Regions from separate parts of the Homo sapiens genome. Here region 2 is linked to region 1. The links are chromatin loops, found by intact Hi-C in ENCODE. Cell type or tissue: IMR-90. All regions are shown on one strand.

Region 1 (2,500 bases):
CAAGAGGAATGCCAGGAGAGGGAACTCCAGCAGCTCCTTCCTCCTCTCCAACAACGATGGCCTTGACATCCAGTGATGTGCTTGGTCCCTGGTGGAACTGGACTCTGTCTGGCCCATCCCACCACAGGATGGACACAGCTTATTGGAGGTCATCCCACATAGCTGTAATATCAGCCAAAGAAAGTGTGACAGAAAGTAGATTAAACCCATATGATGGAATAGCATTTATCCATTAATGGTACCTCTTTTTAATAATGACTTTAAAAGTTCCTGTTACATATTATGTGAGAAGATGATTCCGAATTATGTACCAAGTAAAATCTTACTTATTAAGAAATATATACATATATTCATATATTTATACGTAGAAAAATAAGCTAGGAAGATATACACCTTAACGTTAACAATCACTAAGTAGTGAAGTTAGGGGTGATTTTAATCATTCATTAACTTTCAAGAGCTTTTCAAGTGTTTTGTTTTTTCACTTCTTTAATAATATGCATACTTTTCTATTAAATAATAGGATGCTTAAGAAATGTCCAAACCTTTGTTCTCCTAATGCCAAATTACACAAGACTCTGAGAGGAGCCAACAGCGCATTTACCCATCTTCAGCCATCCCAGGGTGTCCCCCCCTCACCTACCCAGGACTGGAGCAGTGCAGAGACCCTCAAGCAGGGCGTGCCACCTGGGAAGCTCTCACCTCACCCACCCAGGACTGGAGCAGTGCAGGGGTCCCTGAGCAGGGCGTGCCACCTGGGAAGCTCTGGTCTTTGGTCTGTGCTCCTTGTGTGGTCTCCTAAGAGGCTCTCTGTGGCTCTCATGTTGAACCTAGGGTCCAGGAGCTGTTTGCAGGGCTGGGCCCAGCCTCCCTAAGCAAGTGGAGCCTCTGTGTCTTCGGGTCTTGCCACGTGCCCGGCACTGCCCTGGTGGGCCTGGCTGCCACGCAAGTTCATTCCCTCTGGATCTGAAGGGGCTTCCTTTCTATCACTTCCATCTCACGATCCCTGTACTCAGTTCCAAGTTCAGACTTTTTATGAAAGACAGAAAGCATCATGTCTTCCAGAACTCTCTGCTTTTGCCCTTGAGAAGGCCCTGGTTTAAGAAATTTAAAAGCAGTTTGTCAGGAACAGGAAAAGGACAAACACTGAGCAAAACAAACACAAATAAAAACCTCCTTAAACATTCCTGCCTCCTTTTTGTGATTATATTTTTTTAAATGTGTTTCTTGAGTCATATGAAGAGAAAATAAACTGCAAGAATTAGGAATTCAGAGTAAGATAGTTGGAAAGGAGTATGGTTGTGTCTATCCAGAGACACTGAAAGTTGTGGCTTACCCTAAACACGAGCTGGCAAAACCACATTTGTGTTTGAGTCAAAGTTTATTTTTCCGACTCAATATGGCAGCTGTACTTGCCATCAATCTTAGAAGATTAAGCTGACCAGCAATTTACATTTTTTAACCAAAGAAACCATTTTTCCTGGAGTGAATAATATGAAAATTATTTTGATCATTCTGTATCTTACATTCCTTTGGCATTTTCTGTTTGCTGTTGCGAGGTGGAGTATGATTTCAAATGTGCAAACTCTTCTACAGTGTGTATCATGAGCATTTGAACCACTAAAGTTTACCCACCATAATGAACCTTGAAGGACATTAGCTTTGGAAATAGTGCATTTTTATGTTTGAGGTTGCTGCGATGTACAGGGTCTGACAGAGCAAACACTCATTTGGGGATTCTTGTGGGCAACAGAAAAATCCCGAATTGCCAAACTTTATTTCCATTAAAATTGGGAGTTTGAAAGACTCTCCAAATGCAGGGGAATGAAAGAAAACTCAGAATAAAAAAAAGAACTTAAAGAACTTACCTATGAATTCTCATCCATCAGTCCTTTCAGAAAGATTTTATGCAGAAGGGAAAAATATATATATTTAAAGAAAGCTTAGATTCATTAGGAATGAAAAAGGAAAACATTATTCAAAGCTGCTGTAAAATATGCTAAGAATCCATTTGGCATTTCTGTAGGCTCTTGTCTTCCAAGCATCCGGAATTTGGGGGACATGTGGCCTATATTTTGCCTTCTCTCATGAGGATGGGCACTAAGCCGCGGTTTCTCAATTTGTCCTCATCAGTCATACATTGTTGGAGTGATGCTCCTCAGTCCCCATCCAGTCCTAAGCAAGAAGCCATGACTGAGAAACCCTCTGCTTTTCTTACTAGTCGCCAAATGACAAGCTTTCCCCCACTATCATCAATGTCACTACAACTAAGGGGCCTGTGTTCCCACCACAGGCTCCCTCCCAGTTTAAAGAGATTTGATCAGTGCCATTCGTTTGCATTCTGCTGAAAACACAGTAGAAGGTTTTGGCTCCAGTGCAAATGTATTAGGATTACTCTGAAAAACAAAAAAGTTTTAGATTAGTTAAGCCTGTATTGAATTAAGTCATAATAAAAGAACAGTCTCTTACGGGTTTAAACTGTGGCTTGGCCAACATTCTA
Region 2 (2,500 bases), 170 kb after region 1:
AACACAGTTTGAGATATTTCTGTGATGTTCTGTATATCATATAGTTGCTAACAACCTGTCAAAGTCATCCTGACACCAAACTGAGAAGCTGATGGTTTGGGTAACATATTAGAGGAGATGAAAAAACCGACAGTCCTCATTACTGTAATAAAACCAGCAGAGACACACTGAGAATCAATTACTGATTGTGACCTAATGAACTAACCCTCAGTCAAGTAGAAAACTGCACCAAGCCTCTTACATTATCAAATGATTTAGGATGGAGCACTGTCTGAAGACGGGCAACAAGTCGAGGCAGATGAGTTTTCTTATATTGTGGCTGACTTAATTACCTTGTTCCTGAGTGCAGAGATCAAATTGAGCAACTTAAGGTGCTAAAGCTCTGTGCCAGCTGGAAATGAAAAGGAAATAATTAACACCAACAAGAGCTACGTCTAAGGTTGTGGCACCTCCTGACAGAAGCAAGGAGACTCAAAGTTAAGGCGGCTGCAAAGTCCTTGACGAGGTGAGCCCTGCTCTATCCGCCTGGCTGGATTCGTCCAGGTTGCCTGTGGCAGCTGTGCACTGAAGAGTCCGGCTGGGGAGCCAGGGATTCAGAACTCACAGTGCAGCCTGACGACCAAAGGGCAAATCCACCTGAGGACCTGAGTGCAGATGGCTGGGCTCCCCGGAACAAAGTGGAGGAATGACAGAGGTGTAACTCTTACACCACAGCCTCCATCTGTGTGTCGCAGAGAAAAATACTATAATGGAGACTATTCTTACACACATACACACACACACACACACACAGAGTTCTTGTCACCGATGGAACAGTCTGTCTTTGTCTTTCATCTCCCACATTCATGTCCAGATCCCATTGCGCTGCATCACACGTGAACCCAGTGAGGTCAACAATGAATGGATGGTGTTCACAAAGAAACCAGCTTATGGAAGGGGACCTGTTACAATTCTTTGAATTAAGTTCTTGGAAGCCATTTTTCATCTCATTTGTCACTATAGTGTTCTTCTCTTCACACATGCAGGGGTGGCAAGGCATCAAACCAAAACATGGCAGGCTCCTTCACTGCCAGACTAGGAGATGAATCCTGGGTACACTGAAAAGGAAGCACTCAGAAGCAGTGACAGTGATGACAATCGAGGCCCCAGGTTCACATCCCTCAGTCCTCCCATGAAGGATCTAGTCCCACTCAGAGGACACGCCCAGGCTGCATCTGCACTACCTGTACTTCCCAACAGGCATTTGGAGAGGAGAGACTCAGCTCTGTCAACATAAAGCTCTGTGAAGCCAGCTTGAGTGCTTCCCACAAAGGGTTGAGTGGGATTAATCTCCCCACATCACTGATGAATCAGTCCCATCAGCACTGCATGTGGCATCATCAGACCACAAGGACACACTTCATGAAGGGGTTTCTCAGTATTGAGTCATCACTCGAAGACCTGACACACAAATGAGTCACAGCTGGGAGAGTGTTTGGAGAAATGGGCATTTGAGAAATGGGCTGTGTAGGCCGTATCCCCTCCATAGGAAGTCGGCAAACTAGGGCGAGGCAAGGATGCTCCCACTGCAGCCACACACTACAAATCAGGGGCAGGGATGCTTAACTCTGCCCAACTTTAGATGAGTTTTAAAAAGCAGCACTTCTCAGACCTAGTTAAATGCAGATTCTGATTCATAGGTCTGGGTGAGGCCAGAGATTGTGCAATTCTAACAAATCCGCGACAATGCCGCTGGACTTGCCTGTGTTTGAACTATCCTGGGAGCATCACGGCCTCAAATCTTCTGTTCCTTCCCCCAGGGTCCTTATCCAGTTGGGCAGACATACTAGACATTCTAACTACATCCTATGAGCACAATCATAAGTCCTATGAGCAACTTACCACTCCAAAGGAGGTAGATGGAACTGAGTGCTCTGGTAAATTTCTGGAGCACCAGGCCCCTTGGCCAGCCCAGTCTTCAAGGCCCACTTTTGGGAGCATGGCCTTTAAGGCCCTCACACGAGCAAGCCAATAAGTGGTAAGGAGCAGAGCAGAATTCCCCAGGGGCTGGAGGGTAGGTGTTGATCAGGCCCAGGCAAGCACAGCACAGTCAAAGTAAACCCATCCAGGCCTGTGTACCCTGCCCCGACCATGAGACTCCCTGGAGTTAGTTGAGTCTGACCTGAGAGCAAGGTACAGTCACCGGGAGTAATTTTCAAATTAATGAATTGTGTACAGACCATGAGGCAACTGCTTGTCCAGATGCCTTTCATAGTCCACTGATGGAAGCATTCACTAGGCTCCTTGCAGAACTGAATGCTGCAAAAAAGAATTACACAACATCCAGAAACTTGAAAAAGAGGGAAGGGAGATTTGGTACAGGCATCTCGCTCACTAACCTGAGTCTTTGTTGAATGAGAACACGGTGCCTGGTGCGGCCACTGCTGCCACCAGGGACGCCAGGCCAAGCCATCATTCAGTGCTGCTCTGCAGCGTGCTGCCCTGCCCTCCTGAAAGCTGC

What was found. A loop is a pair of places that touch in the nucleus more often than their neighbours do. Peaks named below come from ENCODE experiments on the same cell type or tissue, not always from the same donor. Only the 100,000 strongest peaks of a DNase experiment are listed, where the experiment ranks them.
Region 2: it touches region 1 in a loop (2.3-fold over the local background); 1 of 110 quality-filtered maps calls a loop at or near these places.

Annotation. Positions count from the first base shown.
Region 1 is chr18:75,581,532-75,584,031 of GRCh38, reverse strand. No RefSeq gene overlaps it. Among named protein-coding and RNA genes, the nearest start is that of LINC01898, 130 kb to the left of the region's middle. RefSeq lists enhancers at 324-824, 825-1,325. In IMR-90, no CTCF peak of the experiment used is centred here; a DNase peak (open chromatin) is centred at 1,371; H3K27ac peaks cover 1,508 bases.
Region 2 is chr18:75,407,952-75,410,451 of GRCh38, reverse strand. It overlaps SMIM21 (small integral membrane protein 21), which reads left to right. Exons shown (of 3, transcript NM_001037331.3): 3 at 1-976. It overlaps LOC105372200 (a long non-coding RNA gene), which reads right to left. Exons shown (of 4, transcript XR_935636.3): 2 at 2,379-2,500. Among named protein-coding and RNA genes, the nearest start is that of SMIM21, 19 kb to the left of the region's middle. RefSeq lists an enhancer at 793-1,992. In IMR-90, no CTCF peak of the experiment used is centred here; a DNase peak (open chromatin) is centred at 1,381; H3K27ac peaks cover 638 bases.